Linked DNA regions of Homo sapiens: regions 1, 3 and 4 are each linked to region 2. The links are chromatin loops, found by intact Hi-C in ENCODE. Cell type or tissue: HCT116. All regions are shown on one strand. Region 1 has its middle 85 kb from the start of MKX-AS1. Region 2 overlaps MPP7 (MAGUK p55 scaffold protein 7). Region 3 has its middle 27 kb from the start of LINC02673. Region 4 overlaps MPP7 (MAGUK p55 scaffold protein 7).

The links. Hi-C counts contacts between places; a loop is a spot of excess contacts. Peaks named below come from ENCODE experiments on the same cell type or tissue, not always from the same donor. Only the 100,000 strongest peaks of a DNase experiment are listed, where the experiment ranks them.
Region 1: a loop joins it to region 2, with 4 times the contacts of the local background. A loop is called at or near these places in 6 of 110 quality-filtered maps.
Region 3: it touches region 2 in a loop (8-fold over the local background); 12 of 110 quality-filtered maps call a loop at or near these places.
Region 4: a loop joins it to region 2, with 2.2 times the contacts of the local background. A loop is called at or near these places in 2 of 110 quality-filtered maps.

Annotation. Positions count from the first base shown.
Region 1 is chr10:27,655,809-27,663,808 of GRCh38, reverse strand. No RefSeq gene overlaps it. Among named protein-coding and RNA genes, the nearest start is that of MKX-AS1, 85 kb to the left of the region's middle. In HCT116, CTCF peaks have their summits at 6,810 and 7,014; DNase peaks (open chromatin) are centred at 4,798 and 7,038; H3K27ac peaks cover 392 bases.
Region 2 is chr10:28,238,826-28,246,825 of GRCh38, reverse strand. The region is part of intron 1 of MPP7 (MAGUK p55 scaffold protein 7); the gene reads left to right. Among named protein-coding and RNA genes, the nearest start is that of MIR8086, 47 kb to the left of the region's middle. In HCT116, a CTCF peak has its summit at 4,839 (motif pointing right); a DNase peak (open chromatin) is centred at 4,885; H3K27ac peaks cover 8,000 bases.
Region 3 is chr10:27,366,232-27,374,231 of GRCh38, reverse strand. No RefSeq gene overlaps it. Among named protein-coding and RNA genes, the nearest start is that of LINC02673, 27 kb to the right of the region's middle. In HCT116, a CTCF peak has its summit at 4,180 (motif pointing left); a DNase peak (open chromatin) is centred at 4,228.
Region 4 is chr10:28,116,958-28,124,957 of GRCh38, reverse strand. MPP7 (MAGUK p55 scaffold protein 7) reads left to right here. Exons shown (of 17, transcript NM_001318170.2): 8 at 842-927; 9 at 4,290-4,364; 10 at 4,568-4,764; 11 at 5,243-5,307. Among named protein-coding and RNA genes, the nearest start is that of SNORD130, 48 kb to the right of the region's middle. RefSeq lists an enhancer at 4,564-5,763. In HCT116, no CTCF peak of the experiment used is centred here; DNase peaks (open chromatin) are centred at 677, 4,697 and 5,476; H3K4me3 peaks cover 1,765 bases; H3K27ac peaks cover 8,000 bases.

The DNA of each region.
Region 1 (8,000 bases), 580 kb after region 2:
TTGTCTGCTGGATTGTTTTGGCTTTGGTTTTGTTTTTGTCTTTGCTTTGCCTGAGGGCACACAGAATTCCTTATTTATACCTAAAGTTTACTCACTTAACCAGGATATGTCATGGATTTACAGACTGAAATCTGGAAAAAAAAACATTATATCTAAATTTCAGGAAAAAATTGTTAGATCTAAATTATTTCCTAAGTTCCTTTTCTCTGTTATTTTTCTCAAAATAGCCAATTTCCTGTATTTAACTGTATTAACAGTTTATTCAACTGTTACTTATCGCATAAGTGCATTTGCCAGGCACTTTGCTAAAAGTGTTGGGTATTCAGTAATGTGAATAAAAAAGTGCAGTACAATTCTCGATCAATCTCCTGCCTCGGTCTCTCATACTTATTTTTAGCAGTATCAAGTTTTCATGGTATTATTTTCATGTCTCTTGATTTTGCTTTGGCTTTGTTTATTATCTTCCATTTCTTCCTTGTCCTCAGGAAGCTCACTGTTGTTATTCTCCCCTCCGTGCTTGTTTTCTCTTTCATCCCCTCTTTGAGCTTGCTTTTCAAAATCTATTTCCTCTTTAACTTTTTGGAGTATATAGAGTAATATTTGTCAGAAATTTTCTTCTTTCCTTGGAGAATTGCTCTTCATGCAGGTTCTTCATTTGCTTTCACCTTGTTATGTTTGCTTTTCTCCTCTTTGAGAATAACATTCAAGTCTCACTTTTCATCCTTTATACTTACTAATACTCTTTGCTTAAAAATAGTTGTGGGGGTGAGGAGGGCACAGTGTCCATGGCAGATCTTAGAACAACACCATGCTCATATTTCTTAGTAAATCTTCTCTGTCTCTACATGAGGATAGACCTTCTCTCTCCAGGGTGGGCAGATCTCCCAGGCAGGAATTAAAGTGGCTTACAGTGAAGTGTGTTAGTTCTCACAGATTATTTCTTTGTTCAGGTGACTCAGTTCAGCAATTGCAAATCCGATTATTGTTTTTTCTGTTGTTTCAAACCTTCCTCGCTTCTAGTCAATTTTGGGGATAGAAAAAAATAAGGCTTTCAGCCCCACTTTTCCTTCCAATTCTATGTTATGAAACTAAACTCCCATTAGGATTTATCCCTTTTCCTATGGTCTACCCATGACTCAAGTCCTTGTCTTTCTAAGTCACGGATTATTAGTTAAATATTTTAGGATTTTGTTTAACTTACTTTTAGAGCAATCTATACTCTTCTTGAGATGTAGAAAGGCATGTGTCAACTCTTATATTCTCTCTCAAGTTAGTCAAAGTTTCACCGCATAGTGCAGATACTCTTCGTATGCTGTAGTTGGGTCTAAACTAAATTTCATCAAAGATGGAACTTTGCCCTCTGTTTTTCTTCTTCTTGTGCTTGTGGAAGGCTCTAGCAAAGGGCATAAGGTAAGTATAACTTTACGCTATCATCTTCTACCAGAAGTCTTGGGGCAAATTATATTCTTACTATTTTTCTTTATTGTGGTCTTAAAAATGCCTGTTCTGATTTTTTTTTTTACTTTCTTTGCTAGATTTGTACAATTCTTAACACTTCTTTTTTTTTTTTTTTTTTTGCCTGACACTATCATGTTACCTACAAATGATTTCTTTCTTCACATAGCCTCAGTCTTGACTTTCCTAGTATGTCGCAATACCCCCCTGAGGTCAATAATGAATGGAGTAGCTATGAAGAAGTGATAACCTCTATTTCCAGTTCACTTTCTCACAGGCGTTCAGCTTAAATGTGTGCTATAAAATCTCTTCAACCAACAAGCCCAACCATTTATCATTATAGTCTTAACTACCTCTGCTTTTTGGATATCTTAATTCCCCAAAGGACTGTCAATTCAACCATAACTACCTAACAACTGCCAAGCCTCACTTTATGAGCTGCTGTTGAGAGTTTAGCTATTTAAGGCTGATTTTTAAAAAATTTGTATTGGCACTTCATGGCATTTGCTTGATTTACACTGCTGTAAATAACCACAATTAGGAAAATTTCTTTTCCTTTAAGGTATGGTAGGCAAGGATGAAAATGGATCCTGAGTCATCTTTCTCCATATAGTTAACTCCCTGCCAGCGCATTCTTCCAAGTTTGCCCAAGCTCAAAAGGTCAAATGTGGTCAATTGCTGAGTGGGCAGAGACCTCCTTGGAAACCAAGAATGGATCTGTTAATGGATCTGTTAAGGCAGCAGCTTTTTTCTACCCCAGCCTGAGCTGCTGAGGGGTCTGCTCCTTCACCAGCCATTTGGTCTCAAAACAAATGCTTCAATTACATTCATAGCTTCATGCATCTTATCAGGTTTTCTGAGTTTTTGCAAAGATATCCAAAGTAGGGGAAATCCAGTGGTTTAAAAAAAGATGTCGGCTGGGTGCGATGGCTCATGCCTATAAACCCAGCACTTTGGGAGGCAGAGGCGGGCGAATCACTTGAGGTCAGGAGTTCAAGACCACCCTAGGCAACGTGACGAAACCCCATCTCTACTAAAAATACAAAAATTAGCTGGGCATGGTGACACTTGCCTGTAGTCCCAGCTTCTTGGGAGGCTGAGGCAGGAGGATTTCTTGAATCCGGGAGGTGGAGGTTGCAGTGAGCCGAGATCATGCCACTGCACTCCAGCCTGGGTGACAGAGCAAGACTCTGTCTCAAAAAAATAGAATAAAATAAAAGTAAAGTAAAGTCAAATATTACTCAGATATAAAAAGGAGTGGAATTCTGATACATGTTACCGCATGGATGAACCTTGAAGATATTGTGCTAAGTGACATAAGCCAAACAAAATGACAGACGTCTTATAATTCCACTTAGACGAAGTAGCTAGAATAGGCAAATTCACAGAGACAGGAAGTAGATTCGAGTGTACCAGGGGCTGGGGGAGGAGGAATGGGGAGTGATTGCTTCATGGTTGCTGAGTTTCTGTTTGGGATAATAAAAAGTTTTAGAAATAGATAGTGCTGATGGTTGCACAACATTATGAATGCAATTAATGCCAGTAAATTGCACACTTAAAATTAGTTAAAATGGCTTATTTTAGAAAAGTAATGTATTACTTTGAAAAAAATTGTCAAGAAGTAACTTTAGGACTTATGATTCCTCCAGACTTACCTTCTGGGATACAGTGAGTAAATGCACATCCTGGGGCCCTGCTGTGGGATCCCATTCGTTCAGAATGCTGAGGCCCTTGACTCTCCCTCAGGGGATCACAGTCCAGCTCATTATCTTCTTCACTCTCTGAAGTTGCTCCATTCCTCTCTCCTCCTTTGCTCCCTCCCTGAACAGTCTCACCCCAAGTTCCTCTGACTTGTTCCTCCATTGTTCTCAGATCCTCCTCCGCTGCCTCGCTGCTTTTTTTTTTTTCTTTAGAGACAGATTCTCACTCTGTCGCCCCAGCTGGAGGGCGGTGGTGCCGTCACAGCTCGCTGCAGCCTCGACCTCTCAGGCTCAACCGATCCTCTCACGTCAGCTTCCCAAGTAGCTAGGACTACATGCACGCACCACCATGCTTGGCTAATTTTTCAATATTTTTTTGTAGAGATAGAGTCTTGTCGTGTTGCCCAGGCTGGTCTCGAACTCCTGGGATCAAGTGATCCTCCTGTCTCAGCTTCCCAAAGTGCCAGGATTACAGGCGTGAGCCACTGTGCCCGGACCCTGTCTCACCTCTGAGTCTGAGTGGTGCCAAGCAGAGTGTGACAATTCCAACTAACACCTGCTGAGATTTAACAAAGCACACTCACCACTTCTGTGCTGCCACAAAGTCCTTCTGGGCAGAACCCACAGCTCCTCCCACTCTGCAGACCTTCCTGAGAAACAAAACAGCACTTGGACTACGTGGTCGGCCACAGCCTGGGCCCCACTGCCTGTGCGGGAAACAGGCCAAATCTCTGGAACCAGCATGCCAAACCACCAATTGGGCTGGTGACCACTTTGACCCCGGCCCAGCCCTAAAGCCCTCAAACCAGGTAGAACAGTTTGCTTTAGCTTCACCACCAGAAGTAGGAGGCAGGTAAAGGACCCTGGTGAAGGCAGGGACGGGCAGGAGTAGCTCATGGCACCAATCCACAAAAGTGGAGAAACCTTAAGTAGTGTTTAAAGGAAAGATCAGGTCTGGCATGCCCATGCCTGTAATCCCAACACTTTGGGAGGCCGAGGCGGGTGGATCACTTAAGATCAGGAGTTCGAGACCAGGCTGGCCAACGTGGTGAAACCCCATCTCTACCAAAAATACAAAAATTTGCTGGCGGTTGTGGCAGGTGCCTGCATTCCCAGCTACTCAGGAGGCTGAGGCAGGAGAATCGCTTGAATCTGGGAGGCGGAGGTTGCAGTGAGCCAAGATCATGCCATTGCACTCCAGTCTGGGTGACAGAATGAGACTCTGTCTCAAAAAATAAAAAATAAATAAAGGAAAGTTTAGTCCTTTCCCTAAATGCTGCAGAGGTGGGGCAAAGCAAACGCCCGGGTGAAAGCAAACACCGGGGCAGGGGCAACAGCCAGAGTAGAAAAGACATTAGGCTGTGTTGTGGAGTTAAAGCAAAGTCACTCATCTGTATACTAAATGGCAGTCCAGGATGGAGGTGGGCAGAATCCAAGACAACATCAAAAACTTTGGGGGAATTCCACATTAATTCTGGAATTTGGTCATTAAGCAAATTGATTTTTAGTGAATTTGCTTTCAGGAAATTGATTTTCAGCAACAGCGTCTGTTACACTAGTATAGCAAGAGGAAACTCGCATGCCAATATAGTTACTAAATATGAGTGATATTACCTAGTCATGACGAATCATTCCAGGCTCCAGTGCTGAGCTCCAGGAACTCTGGAGAAGTGGAATGTAATTGCATGCATCTGCTCAAATTCGCTAAGAATTATCAGAGGAGGCCGGGTGTGGTGGCTCACACCTGTAATCCCAACACTACGGGAGGCCAAAGTGGCTGGATCACCTGATGTCAGGAGTTTGAGACCAGCCTAGCCAGCATGGTAAAACCCCATCTCTACTAAAAATACAAAAAATTAACGGAGCATGGTGGTGAATGCCTATAATCCCAGCTACTTGGGAGGCTGAGGCAGGAGAATCACCTGAACCTGGGAGGCAGAGGTTGCAGTGAGCTGAAATCGCACCGCTGCACTCCAGCCTGGGCGACAGAGCGAAACTCCTTCTCAAACAAACACAAAAAAAAGAATTATCAGAGGAACTTTCGCACGAGCAGGTGAAGGTGGAGAGAAACAAAGTAGCCGAGGTTAGGAGGCAGAGTGGGCTGAGCAGCCAGGGCCAGGCAGGAGCATAGAGGGGTACTGCTTATTAGCCTAAGAAAAACATCATTAGGAAGGAAATTTGCTACCGAAAACCCGGCCATCGTATATCATGCAATCCAAAGCCAAATACATTGGGAGGTTTTTGTTTATCCACTGTCTGGAATTTTCCATACTTTTGCCATTGACCAATGGAGAAACAACCTCAGCTTTAAGCTGGCTCATTAAGGCCTTTCAGAAAAGAGCCAGTGGATTTAGCATCTCATCCCAGAGGGAAGGCTCCTGATCACATTAAAACCAGAAAGATGCTGGCTGGCTGTTTCCTGCACTGCGCTGTTAGATGAAAGTGTCCAGCACTAAAGTCTCTGGAATTACATTTCACTTTCCTTTCTGCCATTGTTATTCCCAGAAATAAGCTACACAGGCACATTTCATCTCCACCCCGGCCCCCACGCCTGTTTTACTTTCTTACTACCTTTTAAATCTTTTATCCCCACCCTGTATCTTCCCTTTCTCTCTCTCCCTTTTCCTCTTTATGTAGCTTCTTGATCGTTTGTCTCCAAGTTGAAGTCACAGCTCTTGTACTAAAAACAAACAAAAAGCTCAAAAAAGCAAAACCAGGAGCCCAGGTGTAAAAACCCTCTTATGGCAACTCCTCTCTACTGTATTTGGGTAACCTGCAGAATGAAAACAGCATTGTGTCATGTTTCAATACGGTTTCACTGTTGAAGCTACAAGGGTCAGATTGCATCTCCCAACGGTAGGCAGTCTCTCTGGAAAGACCGTGATTGATTCCTGGACCAACTTCTTTAGGAGAGAAGTTCAAAGCTCAAAAAGGAGATTGGAACCCAGAGTGGGGACCCAGGTAGGCATGAAGGAGGTCTCTGCTTTTCTTGGTCAGACATCACAGAGTCTAATGCCTGGGGGATCACCCTTGAACAGCGGATGTGAAATATGGCATTTTCAAACCGACACCTAGAAAACGAAGTTGCAAAACAAGGCTAGATTTGCTACCTGAGTCCCACCTGGAGCTGTGACCTTTGTACTGCAAGCTCTACCTTGCAAGGCAGACCACCTATATTTTCAATATTTTCAGAATTTATTCCCCTCTGGTTATGTCCATCCATGATTAAATAATTTTCTTCACCGAGTCGACAAAATTTCTTTGCCGGGGTTTAGGTCTGAATGTCTTAGGATGAATGTGTCCTTGAGGCCACCAGTATGACCCCACAGAGGAGAGACTGTGGTAAGAACAGACTTGGAGTTTCTCTCAAAAAGAAGAATCTCCCTCCCCTCATTTTTAACTTTTTATTTCCATAGGTTATTGAGGAACAGGTGGTGTTTGGTGACATGATTAAGTTCTTCCGTGATGATTTGTGCAGTGACCTGGATGAGATTGGAGACTATTATTCTAAGTGAGGTAACTCGAGAATGAAAAAGGAGAATCTCCTTCTAATGCTAACTTTAGTGTCTTGGTCTTATTTCGTGTTGGAAGTTGGTATTTCTTTGGCCTTTTCCTGCTCAATTCACTTAATGGTCTCCATCTTCCTTTCCAAAACATTTGCAGTCAGTTATTAATTTTCGCTCAAGAGAATTAACTCAGTTAAAAGAAATCATCTACTGTTGTAGCCAGTAAACCCACCCGTCTCTCTCTCTTCTCTCTCTCTCTCTCTCTCTCACACACACACACACACACACACACACACACACACACACACACACACACACACACACACTCTGCAAGTTGGGTATGCTGCCACCAGGTGGCGTAGTACTTTAACTTTGCTGTTAAAAACCAGAAGTTCTAAAACCCTGGTCCCGATCACCTTTGTCAAAATGAACTGAGATAATTGTTTAAAACATAAATTCTCATTTCCTGTCCCAGACCTACTCAATAAAATCTCTGAGGATAAGACTGAGGAAATGTTTGTTTGTTTGTTTGTTTGTTGAACAGTTTCTCAGGTGAATCTGAGTCACAACTGGTTTTCAGAATTTCTGATACAAACTATGACACATATTTATACTTTTTTGCTTAAAATTCAACTGATTTTTCCTTAAACAAAGTTCCCTCGGCTTCATAATAAAATCTTCCACATTTCATTTATCAAAATATAGAACTGTTTTCTAAGTTTACAAAGATGACCTCTAAGATGATCTTCTCTCAGACTATTTTTTTCCCTTTTCTCTTCATTCTGGAAAATCTTCTTAAGCTGTCTTCCATATTACTAGCGTAGTTTTCTTTCTTTTTCTTTCTCTCTTTTTTTTTTTTTTTTTTTTTTTTTTTTGAGATGAAGTCTCACTGTGTCTCCCAGGCTGGAGTGCAGTGGTGCAATCTCAGCTCACTGCAACCTCTGTCTCCCAGGGTGAAGCGATTCTCCTACCTCAGGTTCCTGAGTAGCTGGGATTACAGTCAGTCGCACACCACCATGCCCAGCTAATTTTTTTTTTTTTTTTTTTTTTGAGACGGAGTCTTGCTCTGTCGCCCAGGCTAGAGTGCAGTGGCACGATCTTGGCTCACTGTAACCTCCGACTTCCGGGTTCACACGATTCGCCTGCCTCAGCCTCCCAAGTAGCTGGGACTTCAGGCGCCTGCCACCATGGCCGGCTAATTTTTTATATTTTTAGTAGAGACGGGGTTTCACCGTGTTAGCCAGGATGGTCTTCATCTCCTGACCTCGTGATCTGACTGCTTCGGCCTCCCAAAGTGCTGGGATTACAGGCGTGAGCCACTGTACCAGGCCCTATATTA
Region 2 (8,000 bases):
TTGTAATCCAAATTGTAATCTCCATGTGTCAAGGGAGGGATCTAGTAGGAGGTAATTGGATCATAGTGGTGGTTTCCACCATGCTCTTTTTGTGATAGTGAGTTCTTACCAGATCTGATGCTTTAAAAGCGTTTGGCAGTTTCCCCTATCCTCTGTTTGTCTCGCCTGCCACCACATAAGACATGCCTTGCTTCCCTTTCACCTTCTGCTATGATTGCCCAGCCTGAAAATTTATAAAAGAATTAAAAGTGATTTATGCATCATTACAATATTACTGTATCTTATATTTGTTCATATATTCAGCTTTACCAAAGAGCTTTATATTTTCATGTGGTTTCATGTTGCCGTCTAGCGTTCTTTCATTTAGACTTGAAAGACTCCCTTTAGTATGTGTAATACAGGCATAGTGGCAACAAACTCCCTCAGCTTTTGTTTATTTGGGAAGGGATTAATTTATTTTTCATTTTGTGGGACAGTTTTGTCAGATGTAGTCTTCTTGATTGGCAGATTTTTTTTTTCACCACTTTGATTGTATCATCTTACTTCAACCTGCAAAATTTCTGCTGAGAAATTCACTGATCCTCTGTGGATGCTTCCTTGTACATGATGAGTCATTTTTCTCTTGCTGCTTTCAAGATTCTCTCTGTGACTTTTGACAATTTAATTATAATATGTCTTAGCATGAGTATCTTTGGCTTTATCCAATTCAGTTTCTTAAGCTTCTTGAATTTTTGTGTCCATTTCTCCCCTCACATTTGGGAAATTTTCAGCCATGTCCCTTTCTCTGTTCTTCTCAGACTCCCATAGTGCGTATATTCATCTGCTTGATGGTGTCCCATTAGGTTCTTCCCTTTTCTTCATTGTTTTTTCGCTTTTGCTCTTCTGACTTTATAGTGTCATATGATCTATACTCAAGTTCACTGATTTTTTTTTTCTGCTTGATCAAGTCTGCTGTTGAGCCCCTCTTGTGAATTTTTCAATTCCATTATTGTATTTGTAAGCTCCAGAGTTTCTAGAAATAGAAACTTTTAATAGTTCTGTTTCTCTGATTCTGTTGTTATTTTGTTCATGCATCCCTTTCCTGACAGGTTGCTGTGAGCCGAGATCGCACCACTGTACTCCAGCCTGGGCAACAAGAGCGGAACTCTGTCTTGAAAAAAAAAATGTGATAAAAGCGGCCATCTGTTGATTGGCTGCTATATATGGGTTAGATGTTTTACTTTTGTTATTTCATTTAATCTCATTTCATTAAGTAGCTTGGCCAGGATCATGGAGTCAGTAAGGCGGGGCTTGGGTGTGATCTTAGGTCTGTCTGATTTCAAAATCTGTGCTCTCATTGTTAGGCTGTGCTATCTCCCTATAGGTAAAATGATGAGGTGACTCTGACTTGGAAGGGAAAGACAGCGGATCATTATTCAGTTTTTAGGGACATATGATGATATGGGTTCCATTCTCAAGGAATCTAGTGGGGGACATTGATTGAACAAAAAAATGTAGAATTATATTGATGTACGTTAATTACAAAAAAGGACTGGTTTCTGCGGTAGAGAGGACTTAAGGGAATGCCAGTGGAATGCTGAGATGAATCTGAAATTGAGAATTAGTCAAGGAAAACGTAATCAAGAAGTTGTATCACTCTTCTCTGCCCCCAACAATTAGAGGAAAGAGATACAGAGCAAAAATAGTGGGTCATTGATGGTCAGTGGTGTAATCTTGAAGATTTAGCCAAGACTTTTTAGCAGTAAGTGGTAGAATATAAATGCAATGGAAAGGCAGTCATCATCAGAGAAGTACCCCAGAGGAGAAGTGTGGAGGATGTGCCAACACTATAAATGCTGCCATTTTTGCTTAAGGAGAGTAAAAAAGGAAAATGGGGTCATGGTGCACTCATTGTTGTAGATGGTTTGGGTAGTCTGGAATGAGTTCATTGCCTGCAAGTGCTAGTTCATTCATTACACCTATGCTTGCAGAGAAGGGGCGGTTGTGTGCCTTCCCGAGCCCGCACTAGATGAGTCCCTAAGGGTCTTGTGGTTAATACTCCTTCCTGGCAAATGGACCAGGGTTCCCGGCAGACTTTCCTAGCAGCCTTGAAGCCTGGGTCTCTTCGCCTGGGGATTATAAAGCAGCATGTTCTCTTGTTTCCTTTCTGAAGTCTTTAAAGGTTTATAGGATTCTTTTAGTGGGATTCTTCTTTTCTGTTGCTTCAGCATTTCCCTTTCCATGTGTGGAAAGGACATATGTTGGTTTTATATTAATCATTGAACCCCATTGGATTTGTAAAATGTGAGACATTTTGATCCTTCATAATCTTTTTTTCTTGAAAACTAGGAATTTTTGTTTTTGGTTGTATAAATCATCTTTTCTTACATACAACATCCTAATACTTGGCCAGTTGTAAGTCTGTTTTTAAATTCTTTATGTATAGTGACGAGTCTGAGATACTTGAGATAGCCAAAATTGAAATGCAATTTTGTTTATGATTAAGAACTGAATCTTTAAAAATTTTCACAGTTTTGCACAACAAAACAAAATAGATTTTTTTAACTTTCTTTTTGAATGTATAAATAATGACCAGTAAAAATGTTACTAGAAAGCATGCTACTTCTAGATCCTTAAGTCACTAGCAGATAGGATGTAAGGATATAGAATAGTGGTCAGCAAACTTGGCCCTCATTCATTTCTGGAAATCAAGTTTTATGGGAACACAGTCATACTCATGTACCTATTGTTTAGGTTGAGACCATACGGACCACAAAGCCTAAAATGTTTACTGTCTGGCCCTTTACAGAGAATGTTTGCCAAACCTTGGCATTAGAGAAGCAATTCTCAACATTTTTGGGCCTCAGATCTATACTCTTAAAAATTATTGAAGGCTCTAAAGAGTTTTGATTATGTGGGTTATATTGGTTTAATTAATTTAAAAATAACTATTAAATTTGCTTCATGTTAACACAAATAACATTTTTATGAAAAATAATTTTACCCTCAAAACAAAAACATGAGTGAATTGCAAATTTCTTTAATTCCTGGCTCAACAGGAGACCTTTATATTTTTGTATCTGTGTCTACTTTCATTTTGTTGCTGTATGTTCCGGTTGAAGGATATGAAGAAAAACTGAACTTACAGAGATCTGTAGTTGGAAAAGGGAGGAGTATTTTAATAGCCTATTCAGTTAACTGTGGATATTTGCTGTTACACCAAAGATATATGGCAGTTTCTTAAAGATAAGTTTCAGTGTAAAATCTGAAAGTATAGAAATAAAATTATTGTATTGGAACTTTAAATCCATTGATCAATCTTGAGCTTTTAATGGATGTCGTTCATGCATGATTTTCTAATGTGTTAGTAGAAAATGGGAAAATATTGGTTCACCGAATCATGCAGATCTTCCCAATGTTGATACAAAATGCCAAAAAAAAAAAAAATCACATTTGTTAATACCACCGTGGGTCTTCTCAGCAAAGGCTTTGGGCATTGAGAAGCTGATAGAACCAGTGCAAAGTGGGGACTTGGTTCCACCATGCGTGTATTTCAGTTAACATAGCAAAATGAGCCTCTAGTGGATGCAAGTTTTTAAAATTCTGATTTTTGCTTGGAAGCTCATTTTTATCATTAGCAACATATACTGTTTTTGGTTTCCCTTGAAAGTATGGACTCTATTTATCTTCAAGAAAATGTTTGCCAAATACCGAAGCTTGAATAACCATAGTTTGTCTTCAGTTGTTCTTTTAAGTTAAAAAAAAAAAAGTTCCATGATCAAAGCAGCCAGTATAACTCACAACTCAAATCATTGCACAAGTGTTCTTTTGAGACAGTATTTCCTTTGTTTATAGCAGCAGTTACTTTATGTGTGCTTCCCCTTATTCACACAGGATGTTAAAAAGAAGGGTACTCAAGAGTCAATTAATATTAATTTTTACTGCTTCATTAAGGATATTCTATAATGAACCTTCCCTCTCCCCTCCTCCTCTTCCTGCTTTTCTTCCTTTTCCTCCTCCTACTCTGAATGAGCATCCTTGGCAGTGAAGAACACAATGTTGAATAGTTTCAATTTGGTGCCATTATCCTGACTCATGCTCAGGTGCCAGTGGTTTTACCAACTGTGACCATTGCTTTTCACCATTGGTGCAAATGCTGGTACAGTGCAAAAGACAAATAACATCTCAGTACTTTCTTTAGTAATTTTATGAAAATAGTTTGACTTCATGGACCCCTCTGGAAGGGTCCTGGAGACCACTAGGGGTCTGTGGACCATGCTTTGAGAATGGCTGGTATAAAAGGTACAAGTACCATTTTATATAAGCAGATGTCTGCCACTTAGTATATGTTGCCTCCTTTTATTCTTACAATTATAATTTATGAGGGTCCAAATATGTTAACAGATATAAGTCTGCTTCTTGCACTGGCTAATAGAACTAATGAGTCTTTCAGATTGAGCTTTTACAAAAATCTGTGATAGATTTTTTTTTAAAAAGTTTACTCTTGTTTGTGTTATTTTATTGCTCTATTAGGTTTTGAAAATGTAACTTTTGAGTATGTGTATCTGGTGAAATAATCTACAGTTGGATTTCTGAGCACACTTATTCTTCTGAAATGATAGATTGCTAACATAATTATTAAAGTAGTTTATGATGACAGTTAATTACAAGTTTTCATATTCTTGAACACTTACCCAAATTTAGAGGAAATGTATTTGAAAAGTACTTGGTTTCTTGTTGATATATATTAACTGTGTGTGTGTGTATATGTTCACATTAATAAAAAATGTTGCAGACTATGGAATTAATTATTTACTGAAAACAAGTTTTAAACACTTGCACTTCTGTGGTTGACCACTAGATGTCATGAGTGCCACGGGAGCATTAAGAGTTACCCAGAGTGGGTAGAAATTGAACGTTGTAAGCTCATAGACCTTCACATAGTTCACTGTTTCCACATGATCAGTGCCAGAGGAACCTGATACAGTGTGATATATAGAAGCAAGGTACAACTGGAATAATGAAATTTCAAAAATAAGCCCTTTTAAAGGAGGGTTGTAATCGTTCTATTGGGTATTGTAAATGCTTCAGGTGCACTTGATACTGCTGTTATGTTCCTGGCTTTCGGGTCTTTCTCTTTTTTATGGAAAGATGGATTGAACTTCAATTTAAGAATATTCGGTAATCCCTCTTAGGACATACTTTACAGCTGGTATTTTTGTGTTGTAGTAAATCGATTCCATACAACAGTCAGTAATAATTATGGCTGCGTTCCGACAAATTCCAAAGCATTTTCAATGAATTTTGCCAAAGAAAATAACATCATTACTACAAAAGTTTAACTCAGTTTGAAAGTTAAACCTAGCAACTTTGCTTCATTCCACAAAATACAAAGTATTACTGGTTAGGATTCTGTCAAACCATTTTTTAAATTCATATGCTTGTATATGGTCTGAGAAGGTGATTACTTTGTAGTATATATACTTAAAAGATAATTGTTTTGTAGTAAATGATACAGCTTTGGAAAAATTTAACCTTGAGTGTTCATTATGAAATAAAAAACAAGAAATATGAGGGCTTTTTGTATATGGCATAGATGAACAGCAGCAATATCAGCTCAAAAGGATATTTTGATTTGGAATGTAAGGTCTTTAGTATTAATGGAATGTGAATGTTTCAAATTGTATGAAATTCTAATTGATATAAGCATATGTTGTCTTATTATATGGTGTGTATGGTTTACAAGCATGAAACATTGTAAGTTCTTTAAGCTGTGAAGAAAGTGATAGGTTGCATGGTGTACATGGTATAGCATATGTGCAATCTATACCATATAAATTTAGGCTTTTCTCATGACATAAAGAAACTTAAATTACATATATATACACACACATATAATAAATACCTACTCACAAACATACATGCATATATATTGGCCTAATGGTACAAATGTGTCTGCAGACATTTTAGAAATTTTAATTGATTTTCATTTTTTAATATTAGCAAAACAAAAGTCTACTAATTGACTGTGTTCTTTAAATTATACAGTCTTTTTTTGACTTTGAATTACTTCATTTCTAGCCTTGCTTTATATAAGGAACATTTTCCTGTAGTTGAATTCATCACACTGATTTTTTAGAATAATTTATGAAGGCAAAGCAAAGTTGCTTTCAAAATTGTTAGAAAAAACAGCTCCATACGTGTGCATTAGTGAAATCTTGCCTCACATTTTTAATTTTTAGCTTAGTCAGCTATATTTTCATTTGGCATTTCAAATAACAATTCTTATATTTTAAATTAGCACTCTTTTCTATATGGATTTGTATGCATGTTTTAACTATGTCAGCCTTTGCAATAACATAAAGGAAAATTCAAGGTATTACAGCAGATAGTCTGGTCTAAAATAATCCATTTGATGGTGAAGTTTTTAATACGAATTTTCACTTTAACAATTAAAAAGCAAATTTAGAAGGCTTTAATAGAATCTTACAGTTTGGATTTTTTAAAGTAAAATTTGGCAAGTTCATTTCTCTTTATTCTGCAATTTGAATCAGCAACTTAAAGGCTTTCAGAATTGATGTGAACCAGTCTTTCCAGTGTTTCCAATGTTTTTTTGTTGTTGTTAATATATGTTAAAAATATGCTTCTAAATTACTGAATTTGCTTTATAGAGAATTGAGGAAAGTGCATTAAAAATGAACTTAAAACACAGTGTATGGTTCTTCTGATTTCTACAAAAATGTAAATGGAGTACTTTCTCTGTTATTAGCCAGGGGTGATCCAAATTTAAACCAGATGGCCTCCCTCTAGGTGTTAGGCCAATGTAAATTTTAATCTTGCTACTTTCTTTTGTGTTTTCATTGTATAATCTCATTACCTGAATTAAAAAAAAACCCTAACAACCATTGTTTCTTGTTTATTTACCATGTGTCAGACACTGCATTATATGTCTGAGTATATTTAATTACCAAATAGTTCTAATTTACTATTGTCTCTATTTGCATATAAGGAAGTTAAGGCTTAAGAAGATGAAATACCTTGTTGAAGATCACAGAACTAGCAGCATTAAAGATTAGGTCAAACTCTAGATCCCTTGTTCTTAGCTACTATGCTATACTGCCTTTACTGCTTATTTGAGGATAAACATTAGTTAAGATAGTTATTGAAAAAAAAGTTAATATTTTTCCAGATAAAGCAAAGGTTAGTTTTTACTAAAAGAATTTACTTATGTATGCTAGCTTGGATTGTTAGATTTACTTTGGATTACTAACACTTCTGTAAATCTATAATAACATCTTGCTTCCATTCTAGTAAATATTCCTTCAAGGTTAGTTGCAGACATCAGTTAGAGAACCATGCATTTGTCATATTAGGATGAGCTATTTAAAAAAATACAATTAGGCTGGGTCCGGTTACTCACACCTGTAATCCCAGCACTTTGAGAGGCCAAGGCGGGCATATGACCTGAGGTCAGGAGTTCAAGACCAGCCTGGCCAACATGGTGAAACCCCCGTCTCTATTAAAAAAAAAAAAATTAGCCAGGCTTGGTGGCGGGCCCCTGTAGTCCCAGCTCCTCAGGAGCCTGGGGCAGGAAGAATTGCTTGAACATAGGAGGCGGAGGTTGCAGTGAGCCCAGATCGCACCATTGCACTCCAGCCTGGGTGACAGAGTGAGACTCCGTATCAAAAAAAAAAATAAAAATAAAAAAATAAAAATTATAAGTTGCTGACAATTTATATAGTCTCTGTTCTACATTTAGAAATGTAGCTGAGAATTATAGTAACACAGGGAAGGAAGTTGAGAATGACATTGACTTACAGAAGCTTCTTAAAATTATCCACGTATCCAATCAGTGTTCCTCAACCCAAATGTAAAAATCTTTAAGGAATCCTCAACACACGCATGCAGAACATTCATGTTTTCAATTCGAAGTTGCTTGTCAAGATCAGAAACTCTCACAGTTTGTACTTGCATGTGGTCTGTAGAAAAAATTCTGAAGAGTTGCGATCTCTCCAATAGTG
Region 3 (8,000 bases), 870 kb after region 2:
CCGGAATATGTCAGCAAAGTCAGACCGCAGCTGAGAAGTAGGTGGAGTTGTCTTGTATATTTTTGTTTCTCCCTTGGGCATGTTTCTCCTCCCCTATCCTCTTCTTTCTTCCTCCTCAAACTCCCACAGTACTCCCATCACTTTAAAATACTGTTTCCAGGAGATCCTAACTTTGAGTACAGCTCTTTGACTTCTTTTTTGAGACAGGATCTCACTCTGGTTGCCCAGGCTGGAGTGCAGTGTTGCAATCATGGCTCACTACAGCCGCAACCTCTCGGACTCAGGTGTTTCTCCTTCAGCCTCCTGAGTAGCTGGGACTACAGGTGCACGGCCATGCCTGGCTAATTTTTTTGTATTTTTAGTAGAGACAGGGTTTCTCTGTGTTGCCCAGGCTTGTCTCAAACTCCTGGACTCAGGCAATCCACCTGCCTCAGCCTCCAAAAATGCTGAGATTACGGGCATGAGCCACTGCACCCTTCTCACCCTGGCAATAGGCTCAGCCAACTCATACCCTTGGACTTAGCCGGGGAACTCCTGGCCAAAACCACTTTATATTTGGCTTCTCTTTGCATAAACCCATTTAGATTGCCTACTTGCCTATTTGCCTGCAAAACTCCAAGAGATACTCCTTTCTCTTCCATTGAGATTCCAAGTATTTTAATCCCACCCTTGTAACAAAGCACACTTCTACATGCTGTGGCACTTGCCTTCAGAATATACTCCTTCTACATGAACTCAAATAGATCAAGCACTTTGGGAGGCAGAGGCGGCTGGATCACATGAGGTCAGGAGTTTGAGACCAACCTGGTCAACATGGTGAAACCCTGTCTCTACTAAAAATACAAAAATAAGCTAGCAATCGCTTGAACCCCCGGAGGCGGAGGTTGCAGTGAGCTGAGATCATGCCACTGCACTCCAGCCTGGGTGACAGAGTGAGACTCCTTCTAAAAAAAAAAAAAAAAAAAAAAAAAAAAGCCAGGTGCAGTGGCTCACGCCTATAATCCCAGCACTTTGGGAGGCCGAGGTGGGCAGATCGCAAGGTCAGGAGATCGAGACCATCCTGGCCAACATGGTGAAACCCTGTCTCTACTAAAAATACAAAAATTAGTTGGGCGTGGTGGTGCACACCTGTAGTCCCAGCTACTCAGGAAGCTGAGGCAGGAGAATCGCTTGAACCCGGGAGGCGGAGGTTGCAGTGAGCCAAGATTGTGCCACTGCACTCCAGCCTGGAGACAGAGTGAGACTCCGTCTCAAAAAAAAAAATTGTATTCTAAGGAAAAGAAAAGGACAATTATGACCCTTGTCCACATTTAGGCAACACGTCTCCTACTAAACCCTTTGCATGAATTATAGATAATATTTGATATTATTTATTATCCTTAATCAGACATTTTCTAAATTAATCCAGACATCTCCTCATTAATTCAATCATACTCACTTTGGAACCAATCATCCTTCACTTGAATAGCCCTCTGATCTCTTTACCAGGCATGGACCATGAAGTGCCTGCATTTAATAGTAATCCCAGGTTACCACATTTCACCTGTGCAATCCCTGCTGTTTACCTGGCACAAGCTATTTATTTTACTCTAATCCAGAGAAAAGAAAACTCATAGATGATCACATAATGTTCTGTGCCAGCTTATTTTTGAAAGTAATGTGAACAGCTAAGATGGTTCCCTGTTACCTCTAAAAATGAAAGAATACAAAAGGATTAACATGAATTAGAAAAGAAGATACCATTTGATAAGCCCCAAAACAACACTTGCAGTAGTAGCTTTCCCGTAGATCCTACAGTATTGGCCTTAACCACCATGTGCAACAATATTTTAAGAGCTATCATTAGGCACGCAGGTTAGGAATTCTTTGTCAGCATAAGCAGTGTTTACAAGCTCTGAGAAGAACAGACTCCGGTAACATCTGTCTTAAATTTCAGATCTTTTTGTTCATTTTACCAATGTCTATTGAGAGCTAAGCATGAGTCACAGAGATGAATAAAACATATTCCATGCACTCAATAAGTTCATAACATAATGAGTCATATGAACACGCATAGGATTAATCGATATTATTGGTCAGTCTTTGAATTAAAGCATTGAAAGTCCAGTAGGTAATATCAAGTCCCTAAATTACAACAAACACGAAGGATATTCAGGAAAGATGAGTTTCCAGGGTAGGGTGTAAGAAAGTTCTGGAATGTACACAGATGCTGGAGAAGAACTGGAGAACTGGTATCTCAACTGAGAGATACCAGTGAGGATAAATAAAGAAAAGATATGTGAGATGCCACCAGAGAAAATTCTGCCTACATAATTTTACCAGTGTTTGCCCTAAGTAAGAATGCAAGTGATGACCCAGTCACCGACCTGTTAGCTTTGTCATTTTCCAAAGATTTTAAAATTGTCACTCGAAGAATAATATTTTCAAGGTATGAAGAACCCCTCTGTATTAGTCTGTTTTCACATTGCTGATAAAGACATACCCCAGACTGGGTAATTTATAAAGAAAAAGAGGTTTAATGGACTCACAGTTCCATATGGCTGGGGAGGCCTCACAATCATGGCGGAAGGTGGAAGGCACATCTAACATGGCAGCAGACAAACAGCAAATGAGAACCAAGCAAACGGGGATTCCCCTTATAAAGCCATCAGATCTCGTGAGACTTACTTCCACGAGAAGCATATGAGTGAAACCGCCCCCTTAATTAAATTATCTCCCTCCAGGCCCCTCCCACAACATGTAGGAATTATGGGAGCTACAATTCAAGATGAAATTTGGATGGGGAGAGAGCCAAACCATATCAACCTCTGAACTCAGTATATTTTATGCTTAGGCTCAGGGCTATATAAAACCTTTCTAGAATTAGATTTTGCCACATCCATTCTGATAACAGCCCTCCTAGCTTAACTTGCAGATTATTCCTTCTTCAATCTAGTTCACGTGCGCTAGGTGGGCTCTATTGCTGCCTCAGGCGTGGACCACATGTCTCAGGCCCAAGCCAGTAAGCACATCACGTTCCCCTGGCCTTGGTGCTTGCAGACACAAGAATAATTCCTAGCCTTGTAAGCAAAAGAGCTCCCTGTTTCCTACTGGGCTTACATCTTGGACTCACCTGAGCTTAGGACTGCTGCAGTCATCTTGTCATAAAGCACAGAGAGCCTAGAAGTTCCAGAAGTGATGACGAGGAGGTTGCACATGAATTCAATCCAGCGGGAGGCAGAGAGGAGAAACACAGAAAAAAAAAAAAAAAAAAAAAAAAAACACCCAAGCCCTAACGATATTGTTTGAGCCCAGAATCCAACTATACTGGCAGCAAGGCTACCTGTGGACTTTTTCAGTTAAGTGAGAAAATAAATTCCATCTTTGCCTGAAGTCTTTTGGAGCAGATGTTCTAACACCTGTAAATTAATACAGAAATAAGTATATAACAGACACGTTTAATCTGATGCCATCTCATTTCCAGGCCCCCTCCCAAACTCACCAGAGGCTAGAGTCTCAGAGCAATAAAACTGACACAGAAGGATTTCACAATTTCAAGTCACTTTAAAACCAACATCACAGAAAATGTGATCATAGAATGTTTGGCCAAATTCTATTTTGTAGGCATTTTCAGAAATGCAAATCCCATTTATGGGATAATCAAGAAAAACTACCAAGAGAGTAATTACATGCAATCTGCTTTGATTATTGGTCTTGGCCATCAAAACTCATAAATGCATTAGAAATCATATAACAAAGACAACACATATAGCCTGATCCTGAAGCATGCAAACAGATATCCAAAGTGCTTCCTGCTTTTAATTGGCTGGGTGGTGAATAGGTGTAGTCATACAGTTTTTTCCTTTTCAAGAACAAAGATCTGAGGACTTTGCATGAGAGAAGCCTCATAAAATTGCCAATATGTGGCTTTGGGTTTGAAACTTACTCTGGAACTTAACATTTGTGAAGAAATGCACTAAGCATTCGTCCTTATTCATTAGAGTCACTCCTTCCACATTGAAGTCGTGATACAGAGAATGCAAATTACAAACCTAATTGCACATATGGATTCTTACTTAATGCAATGGCCCTAGTTTTATAGTCTAGGAGTCCATATTTGAGGGAAGGTGGTAACCAAACCTCACCCAACAGCTTGTAATCTTGGAAAAATATGTAAAAAATGAAAAACACCCATATGCCAAGCTTTTAAATGGGAAATTGGTGCCATCTTGTGGTTACAAATATGTAAAAATAAAAAATTTTACCTTTTTTTTTTAGAGATGGTTTCGCTCTGTCACCTAGGCTTATGAAGTGCAGTGGCTTGATTATAGCTGTCACTGCAATTCAAACTCCTGGGCTCAAGTGATCCTCCTGCCTCAGCCTCCCAAGCAGCTAGAAATAAAGCTGCACACCACCGTGCCCGGCTAATGTATTTATTTATTTTTCGAGACAGTCTCACTGTGTTGCCCAAGTTGGTCTCGAACTCCTAGCCTCAAGTGATTCTCCTGCCTCGGCCTCCCAAATAGCTGGGACTACAGGTGCACACCACCATGCCTGGCCGAATTATTTTAAAAATTTGTATAAAAGTGGGGTCTCACTATGCTGCCCAGGTTGGTCTCCAACTCCTGGGCTCAAACAATCCTCCTGCTTTAGCCTCCCAAAGCACTGGGTTTACAGTCATGAGCCACCACACCCGGCCTCACTTTTTTCATATATTAAATAATCATTGCCAAAATCAGGCCCATTTTAAGTAATCATTTCCCTCAGTATTCTGATACACCCCAATAAAGCTTCTTTGTTTCTTCTTTAGAATATTTGTTAAAAGTGTAGACACCTTTCCTTGACAGTCAATTTCACTGCTTTTTCAGCTAGGAAACTCCGATTTCCTGTAAAAATCGTGTCCATGATTACACTTTAATTTTTGGATCAGAGGCAGGCTTTAATTCTGAAAGCTGAGACGATGCATTCATGGAAGAAAAGAAAAGAAAAAAAAAAAAAGCTCAAACCAATTTTTAGACATTAACACAGTAATCAGCGAATGTCTTGAGAGATGGCCCAGGACATTAGAAACAGCACATAACTTGACTTTCAACAGTCCCTGAAAATGCAGATTGACTTCCAGAAGACATAGTGCTCTGAGAAGAGAAGAGTCAAACACCTTCTCAGAAATTGTTGGATTGTTTAAAAAAAAAAAAAAAGCCAAGATAGGCATGAGCCAAGATGTCATCCGAAATACCTCATATTTTGTGGAACTTTTCCTACACAAATGCAAGTGGGGCTAGACTGGAGGAAGTGCCAAGGGCGGACTCACTATGAATGTCAAGTGGTGCCACGGAAAAGCCGGCCGGGCGCAGTGGCTCACGCCTGTCATCCCATCACTTTGGGAGGCTGAGGTGGGCAGATCACTTCAGATCAGGAGTTCGAGATCAGCCTGGCCAACATGGTGAAACCCTGTCTCTACTAATAATACAAAAATTAGCCGGACATGGTGGCACTCACCTGTAATTCCACTACTCAGTAGGCTGAGGCACAAGAATCGCTTGAACTTGGGAGGTGGAGACTGCAGTGAGAAGAGATCGAGCCACTGCACTCCAGCCTGGGTGACAGAGTGAGACTCTATCTCAAAAAATAAATAAATAAATAAAATTAAAAAAATAAAATTACAAATAAAATATATTTTTAAAAAAGAAAGAAAAGCAGAGAAGGCTTTCCTCTGCATTACAAAGACAGTCTGGTAAACCCATGGGCAGATCAGGTCATGAAAATTAAAGGAATTTCCCCAAAAGCAATAATGTTTGGATGGCTTGTATTTATACTAGGAGATAGGACGTCAGTCTAAATTGATATCATAATTTAAATAATTTATTTTTAAGTTTAATAACATACCTCAATATTTAATAGAAAATTCTTTATAAGAACAAAACATAAATATAGAAATTAACTGCCTGGTAGAGTTATTGATAGAAAAGATGGGAATCAAAATAGACCACGATTTAGAGCATGATTGTGGAAATGGCCACATCAAAGAGAAAGAGAGAGAAGTGAGGAATGAGAGAGTGGGGTTTGGGGAGAAGAAGTGGAAGAGAAAAAGAGAAAGTGAGAAGGTCTTATGTAAGCGTAGGGTAAACGCATGTGCCTTAGATTATATGCGGCTGAGCAGAATAAGAGAAATAATAAGGCTGGTTGCAGTGGCTCACACCTGTAATCCCAGCACTTTGGGAGGCTGAGGTAGGAGGATTGCCTGAGGCCAGGAGTTAAAGACCAGCCTGGCCAAGATGGTGAAACTCTGTCTCTACTAACAATACAGATGGTGGGAATCTGTAATCCCAGTTGCTTAGGAGGCTGAGGCAGAGAATTGCTTCAACCTGGGGGGCGGAGGTTGCAGTGAACCGAGATTGCACCACTGCACTCCAGCCTGGGCAACAGAGCGAGACTCTGTCTCAAAAAAAAATGTTTTAAAAATCAGCCAGGCATGGTGGTATGCACCTGAAGTCCCAGCTACTTGGGAGGTTGAGGCAGGAGAATCACTTGAAAAAAAGAATCGTTACCCAAAAAAAAGTTTTCTAAAAAATTAGCCTGCTGTGGTGATGCATACCTGTAGTCCTAGCTACTCAGGAGACTGAGGCAGGAGGATGGCTTGAGCCCCACAGTTCGAGGATGCAGTGAGCTATGATGGTACCACTGCCCTCCGGCCTGGGCAGCAAAGTGAGACTCTCAAAAAAAAAAACAAAAAAAACAAAAAGGAGTAATAGTAACAAAAGGCAACATTTTTTGGACACTCACCCCATGCCAGGTGGAATAGTAAACTCTAGTTATGCAACATTTCATTTAATCCTGTTTGGAAAAAAAAAAAAAAACAACAACAATGTGATTTTCCCCAACACTACTAGACTTTGGCAGCTAGATGAGACTTTTCATAGAATTTTTTTCCAACTTAAAAAAATCTACAGATCACTTTAAATATGTATGGCATTCTTCATCAGCACCTGCCATAATGCACATTCATTAATCAAATGAATATGCCAGATATTTTTCAAAAAGTCTGAAACATTTTTAGAAGTAGAATACTATTGGATTCAATGGCCATGTAATCACAGATTCTTTAAATGTCTCTTCCCCCCAAAGTGAATCTAAAAAGTAAAAACATTGAGAAGCATGTAATTCCATACTGAAGCTAGAAACAGGTCCAAACTTATACCACAAACCTAGAACCAAATTTAGATAAAATAACTGAACTGGAAAAGTGACTCACTTTCAAGAAAGAAGTATGCAAAGAAGAAGCAAATAAAAGAAATGTGGGTAAACCCCACTTAGTATGGGCAGTTCAGGAGGCAGAAAGAACATAGTGGGTTTCCAGCCTATTTCCCAGGGCCCACACTGGAAGAGCTGGCAAATTTATCCTCCACTTTGGTCCAAGGTGAAAACACTGATCACCACTTTTATACACCTGGTAATGGAGGATGCAAACAAAGATTGTACTACGAGAGGAAAGTTCTTAGGGTTTTTTTTCCACACTTTAATATTTCTAAGTTCAAGCTGCTTTAAAAATCTACAGCAAAACAAACTTTCCATCGTACAGATGGAAGAGTAAGTGATAATATAATCATCATTTCCTGTGCTTTTTCTTACCTTTGAATAGAAGACTTATCTTGTGTTACATCTTTTAAATTTTTACTCTAAATGTGGGTCTCTAATTATTTCTTTGGATGCCCTCAAAAGATTACGCCAGTGAGGCATTCTTAGCATAGAACTATCATGTATACATTAACCATCATAAAGAAATATTTGTTCTAATAAAATAGTTGCCCTTGTATTCTCTTTTGTGGATTTTTCTGGGACCTTCTGGGATCTTTCTTTGTGCTGAAAGAATTAGATTTTGCTCCAGACTCTGATGTGGAACAGGATTGTATATTAATTGAAGTCATTAAGGTCATTGATGGCCATTCTGAATTTAAAGCTGAAACTTCATTTCTGTTCTATTTCATATTTCAGATTTTGTCCAGCTATATATTGCCCAATAT
Region 4 (8,000 bases), 120 kb after region 2:
GCATTTCCAGTAGATAACTAAGAGGATAACCATCTTTGGATCTAATACAGCAGAACAAGTAATAAGATATTTTTCTCTGTGTTGAAATGTGAGAGCCTATTTAAATAAATGATAGATAAACATTACTCTATGGTCTTCTTGTACACAAGCATCCAAAGCTATCTTAAAACTTGTGGGCCGGGCGTGGTGGCTCACGCCTGTAATCCCAGCACTTTTGGAGGCCAAGGCGGGTGGATCACGAGGTCAGGAGATCAATACCATCCTGGCTAACACGGTGAAACCCTGTCTCTACTAAAAATACAAAAAAAAAAAAAATTAGTCAAGTGTGGTGGCGGGCACCTGTAGTATCAGCTACTTGCAAGGCTGAGGCAGGAGAATGGTGTGAACCTGGGAGGCGGAGGTTGCGGTGAGCCGAGATTGTGCCACTGCACTCCAGCCTGGGTGACAGAGCGAGACTCCGTCTCAAAAAAAAAAAAAAAAAAAAAAAAAAATCTTGTTTCTTCTGTATTTCTCAATTGAAAAGTACTGCTAAGAGCATGCAGCCTTTAAGATAAATAAAAATTATTTTATTAGTATATTAGTATAAGATATCAGTAATGTGCATTTCTAGACAAAGACCAAGCTCCTGTTACCATTTCTTGGCCAGCATTACTATGTTGTGGTTTTTGAGTCACTGCTATGGAGAGGCATAGAGGCTGAAACCTGAGATGTGTGAAGGTCTCCTTTCCATTCGTTAAGTGTATTAAGGGAACCTAACAATGCTTTACTTATGGAAACAGCTGCAAATTACAGTTTTGGTTGTGGGTAACACTGCTAATTTACCAAATCTCCTATTTCTCAGGTCTTATTCATGTTGGTGATGAACTTAGGGAAGTCAACGGGATACCAGTGGAGGATAAAAGGCCTGAGGAAATAATACAGATTTTGGTAAGCTGTAAATTTCTTTTAAAGGTACAATAAAAATAAAATCGAATCACTGTATTTCAGACTTTTAGACTTGGTTTGACATAGACAGGATTTGTATTAAGCAGTGCAGGGTTCGAACACTTAATCCCTGTGTGTTCTTGGAAAATATCTTAATCTATTCATGCCTCAGTGTTTTCATTTGCAAAATGAGAATAAGAGGTAACTATCCATCTGGAGTGTTTTGAGGATTAAATGAGATAGTATATATAAAGAGTTTTAGGGCCGAGTGTGGTGGCTTATATCTGTAATCCCAGCACTTTGGGAGGCTGAGACAGGTGGATCACCTGAGGTCAGGAGCTTAAGACCAGCCTGGCCAACATGGTGAAACCCGTCTCTACTAAAAATACAAAACAAAATTAGCTGCACGTGGTGGCAGTCACCTGTAGTCCTAGCTACTTGGGAGGCTGAGGCAGGAGAATCGCTTGAACCCAGGAGATGGAGGTTGCAGTGAGTCGAGATCACACCACTGCACTCCAGCCTGGGCGTCATAGCAAGACTTTGTCTCAAAAAAAAAAAAAAAAAAAAAAAAGAATTTAGTACCTGTCCCTGTCCCAAGTCTATACTTAGCAGATGGCATCTACACTGTGGCTGGTGATGCATTTATCTTTGTCTTCCTCCCATTGACACAGTCACATTCCATGCTATAGATCATAGCAATACAAATTAGTCAAACTAATTTAGATGTCTTTTGAAATCTGACACTTGAATAAAATTATTTTATGCCTTGGAAATATTAATTCTAAAGTTCATTTGTAAGATAAAAGGAAGGGAAACTCTCTTTTATATGTGAAAACATACTGGAAACCTATACCAACTAGAAGAGGTTTGAGTGTGTCTCAAAAACAGATCTCTGTATATATGAAAATTTAGTATATGGTTAAGGTGGCATTTTAAATCAGTGGGAAAACAGTGGAACATTTCATAGATGGTATCAGGTTAATGGCGCAGAAAAAATAAGGTCAATCCTTGTTTTACACAATACATAAAAATAAATTCCCAACAAATTAAATAAGTGCAAAAAAAACAAAAATTGCACAATAAAAGGTAATATACAATTTCTATAATTATAAGGTAGAAAAAGACTTTTTAACCTTGATATGAAAGTCAAATAGAAAAATAACAGATGTGTCTACTAGAATTCAAAACTTTCTTTATAGAAAAAAGGTGCCATAAAGAAACATCAAAGACAAATGAGATTGTATGAAAAATATTTTCAGTATATATAATAAAAGGCTAATGTTTCAAAATATATAGAGATGATAAAAATCAATAAGAAAAACATTTACAGAAAAATCAGCAGTGCATATGGACAAATACTTTACAAAAGAAAACATAGATGTCTGGAGACACGAAGGTGATGCCAAGCCCAGGGCAGGCTTGATCCCCTCAAAGCATTTTCAGGATATGAGATTGGAAAGCTTGATAATGCCTAGAGTTGGTCAGGGTATAGGAAAATAGGTATATTTATATGATTTGGGGATGGGATAAATTATTAGTAGAACTTTTTGAGATCTGAAACTATCAAAATTTTAAATGTGCATACCCTTTAGTTGGAAATTAATCCTCAAGCAATAATTTGGTAAATGTGTATAAACAAAATTTTTCAAAAATATTCGGAAACTACCAAGAAAGTTGCGTTGATCAAATAATCATTCATCCATATGCTAGATTATTGTGAGGCAATCACGAGAGATAGACCTATATGGCTCAGCAGTAATAGTAATAACAATTGAGTCCTTATTAAATGACACTGTTGTAAGGACCATAGATCCATTTAAAAAAAAACACACAGACACAAACTAGAAAAATAAGAGGAGATTATAGAAAAGACTTTTGTTTTCTCTCTACCAATGTAATTCAGTATTACAGTATGAGAATTCTTTATAAGATTTGTGAGCGCCTTCTACAATAAGCAATAGCAATGATATTACCATTTTGAAATAAATCAACCCTTTATAAAATTCTATTATTTAAACTATCAGAATCCCATTTTACTTAACTTGCTGTGTTGCACTAGAGCTGCCTTCTTAAGGCTCGGCCCAGAGCTGACTGTGTGATGCACCATTTCCCAACTCAGCTTTCAGCAACTTCATGCTGGTGAATTGAAATTGACTATAGTGAAAGTATTTATACCATGGAAATTGACAGACAGTACACATCAGAGCCTTTTTTTTTTTTTAAATAAATGGAGTCCTGGTTTACCAGTGCACCACAGATAGTGAGACTCAGAGATATGTCTTGCCCTACCCCCCTTCCTTTCATATCTTTCAAATGTGCCAAGTATTTAGTGCTTTTATGGAGCTTACAAATTAGCAGGAGTAACATATCTTATGAAATAATGGCATAAATAATTAAATATGGCTACAATACATGGTAAAAAGAGAGAGACAGAGAATGACATGAGACTATATTTAAAGAGAAATCCTATCTGAGATAACAAAAACTTGTGGGTGCTGGTACTTATTTTAATGAAGTTAGAATAGATACTCAGTCTTTTCATCTTTCAATTAATCTATTACGTTGGATATTTTACTCGCTCACCAGAATACAATAGATATGAATGTTCTTTATTTTTTTTTTCTGATGGGCATTGCCACTAATTGAATCATGTATTTGTAACTGCACTACTGACATTATAGGTGTTTTGTCCCCCAAAACATGGATGCTGATACTTAAATGTAACTGTATGAACCTTGTACATTATTCTTTAAAAAAAAAAAAAAAAGCTTCTTGCTCTGTCACCTAGGCTGGAGTGCAGTGGTGCGATCACAGCTCACCGCAGCCTTGAACTCCTGGGCTCAAGAGGCCTTAGCTTCATCACCACGCTTGGCTAATTTTTAAAATTTTTTTTGTAGAGACAGGGGTTTTGCTATATTGCTGGTCTTGAACTCCTGGGCTTGGGTGATCCTGCCACCTTGCCTCCCAAAACACTGGAATTACAGACACGAGCCACTGCACCCAGACCTTTATACATTATCTGTTCTAGTCATTGAATACTGTGTTTATTTAAGGTGTTGTGCATATTTTGTGTGTTTCTATTTCGAAGAAACTTGGATGGGAATGTATTTACTTGACAGCTTAAAAGTACACAGGAAGTAAAAGTGGATTTAGGAGTTAATGTTTTTTAACTTATTCTACAAACTTCAGAGCTTTCTTTCTCACATTACAGGAATTTCTACAAAAATAGTTTCCTCCGTTTAGTCTATCTAAGAGTAGAAGCCCCAAGCTTGTAAATTTTCAGATGCATTTCACTTTCTACCTATTTTACCTTATTCTTCCTTGGGTCTGGTTTTCTTATAACTCCTTGTTTTATCTGTTACCAGGCTCAGTCTCAGGGAGCAATTACATTTAAGATTATACCCGGCAGCAAAGAGGAGACACCATCAAAAGAAGGCAAGGTAATTATTGCTTAAAAACATTTCTTCGTGCGTGGGAGGGAAGTCATGTTTTTCCATCCAACACATATCCACTTTGTCACAACACATTTCTTTCAATATTCCAGTTTTAAAATTACTATGTTTGGAGTCGGAGTTAGGAGAATATAGGCCATTTCACATTTATTTTTTATCTTTATTCATCTTTAATGAAACTTTTCTTCCAGATGTTTATCAAAGCCCTCTTTGACTATAATCCTAATGAGGATAAGGCAATTCCATGTAAGGAAGCTGGGCTTTCTTTCAAAAAGGGAGATATTCTTCAGATTATGAGCCAAGATGATGCAACTTGGTGGCAAGCGAAACACGAAGCTGATGCCAACCCCAGGGCAGGCTTGATCCCCTCAAAGCATTTCCAGGAAAGGTGAGCTGCTGGTACATAATAATGGCTTTTCTCCAGCTGACCTTTTGTTCTCTGCAAAATATCATTCTGGCATTGATGTGATAAAATATGCTATAAAACCTTGCCTTAGAATTTTTTATCCTGTGGGTTTGGATTTCTGTTTTGTCTAACTAAGTATGATGAATGACCAAAAATAATATGACAGTACTGGGTCATATTAGATTTTTGTTATGAAGCAAATGGAAAATAGCACATTAATATCTTGAAACCATGTTGATATGAAAGGTGGAAAAAAAAAAGACCAGTGGTTTTGGAGGGAGGGAAGATAATTTACAAAAATTTGAAAGTGGGCGATTTGTTTCTTAATTTGAATCTATTGCATTACATTCATTTTTTTCTCTAACCTTTAAGTTTTTTCTTAAGACTAAATATTTTGATATTGTATTCACCTCGGACCTGTGCTGAAAATTGATAGGTATGTTGACCTTCTTTCTCCCAGGAGATTGGCTTTGAGACGACCAGAAATATTGGTTCAGCCCCTGAAAGTTTCCAACAGGAAATCATGTAAGTTTGTTAATAAGAATGCAGAGAAACCAAACCCTGATGTTTATTTTTGACTATTAAAGCAGGTGCTCATGGCAGAACAAAGGGTCCTATTACCCTAGCAATAACTTTGGGATCATCAGTTCTCAGGAACAAACAAATATGAGATTCATATTTGGAATATTAACATGAATCTTTTGAGGAAAGGGGTGGTTGAGGTTGTTAATAATAAATCCATGACTCACTCTTTAAGAAAGTGACTACTACTACTACTGTCTTTGATTTCCAAATATAGTTATTTTATTAAATGTCACCTAAAATACAGCTCTTCCTTCTTCAAAGCCAGGAAGTTTGGGTTAGGTATTTCTTGGTAAAGATTAGGGAGAAAAAAAATCTACCATTTTCTTGGGTACAAAAGCAATTGTGCTCAAGACCAATTGTTCTTAATTCCTTTCTTATCCCCAGATCATAATACTTCTGACCTTTAGCCTATCCCTTTGGAGTTATTACCAGACTAGATTAAAAGAAAATGAGAGAAAGACAAAGGATGGCTACCGTATGACTACTGAAAAACTTAGTGTGCATTTAAATACTTTTTTTTCTCTTTCAGCCTAATCTTCTGTCAGCTTTTCTTTATTTCCCACCACCCAGCTCTTCAAGTCTGCATCCCATAAATTCCCTGTTCCACCTCGCCTAGATGTTTCATGGTTCTAGGTATTTTAAGAGGAAAAAACCAACCCTTTGTTTTTAGCATAGAAACTGTACATTAAACAGCGAAATGACCAAATAAATGGCCCTGGAATTTTACACCAACATCTGTTTTTAGTATTGTTGCATTTTTCACATCTCCTGTGATTTCTGTCAGTTTGCAGAAGCATATAGCCCAGGAATCACATTAGAAGGGAGCCAAACTGTAGTCGAGTATAAATCTCACAAGCAGGCAAATGCTTAAAGTGGAGCACTCATTCAAAAGCCTGCTTGTCCTTGCTACATTAAGTCTAGGCACAAGGAAAAAAACCCTTGTCACAGAATGCTACAAGTCTTCTGACATCAGAAAACTTAAAGCTTTCGTGAGAATATTGCACTGTTCTTAAGCGTGATGACTTTTCACTGGCCAACTCACTAACAGAAAGGAGCTTTGAGGCTCCTTGCCTGACTGGCTCTCAAAGGGATTTTTAAATAGGAGGCTTACACATTTCTAATATATTTGGCATATGTGGGATAAGATAATGTGTCACTTAAAGATGAAATAAATGTAATTATACTCGAATCTGGATCCATACTCAACTCTTTTTCAGTCCTAGGCAACTTAGAAATGTACAGTTTGATATTATTATAAATTTTCATTGATTGAAAATTTTTGATAAGTGTATATGTATTTCTTTAAAAGAACTATACAAAAGGGATATTTTGCTTTTTAATAGCTCTTTCAAACTGGTTTCTATATAGATGCATAGGAAGGTGAGGTGTGTGTGGGGGTATGTGTGTTTGTTTGTGTGTGTATGTAGAAGTATTAATTGTAACGGAGTCCTTTTGTATGTTGATTTGCATGATTTCTTTTTTATGTTAATACTTCAATATTTGGATCTGATAAATATTTATTCTAGCATTTATCTTTACTGAAATGTCCTCATTTGACTAATTTTGTTTTTTTTTGTTTTTGTTTTTGCTTTTTCTGCCTCTTGAATACCATTCAGAAATGTTTGCTGGTCCTCCTCTCTTTCTTTCTCCTCTCTCTCTGTCTCTCTTATTAAACTAGAGTTTGATTCACTGAGAGATGCATTGTTTGTTTTTATATATGTTATTTATTTTCAAATAAATCTGGTCAAAATTATCCTTATTAAATCATAAACATATAACAGATATGGACTTGTTCAGAGAGACAATATATTTCTGTGACAAATAGGCAGCTAATGTCTTTATTCTCAAAGAATTGAAATTCTACTTGAAATTTCCTTGAATATTGTCTCACATAAAGTTAAAAGTTATGCATAAATCATTGTATTGATTCTGAACATTTTAAATGGCATTTAAAAACACTTTAACCTATGTTTTGATGATGATTCTTTACCAAACTAAAACTTGTAAAGGCCATCTGATCCACTACTTTCTGGATTTCAATATTTGGTACTTAGGGTTTTGGAATAGGAAACTTACGTTATCATGCCCTTTGTTGAATTATAGGAAAATGCCATGAAGAAAAACAGCAAGTTGGTATAAAATCTTTTGTTTTTATGATTTTGAATATTAATAGAATAGGGTTGTAAAAAAAGTTTCTGATTCAATTAAAATTTATAAAGGAAGAATAATTCTATCATGTCAATGTTTATAAATTTATTTTAAAAATACAGTGATAAAAACTTTATCCACTAATTTTTACAAGTGTACTTAACATCTAGGAGGAAATTGCAAATATAGGATTTGAAATAATGAATTTAGTCACATAATACCATTTACGAAATTAGCCAGTTAACTTTTTATACAAAGTGATTGCTCGTATTACTCTTTTCTAAATCTTTATTTTGCTTTTTATTTCATTTGTAGTGTATCACCATAACTTGAGTTTGCATGGGGGAAAAGTTCATGGAAGATGGTTCTGGAACTATAGGGTTTCAGTTAATATCAACATAGAAATAAATAAGGAAGGGCACATCCCAATCTTACTGTCTTTGCATTTTTGCACTTATATTTGTGCTAGAGCTCTAGTTCTTGGC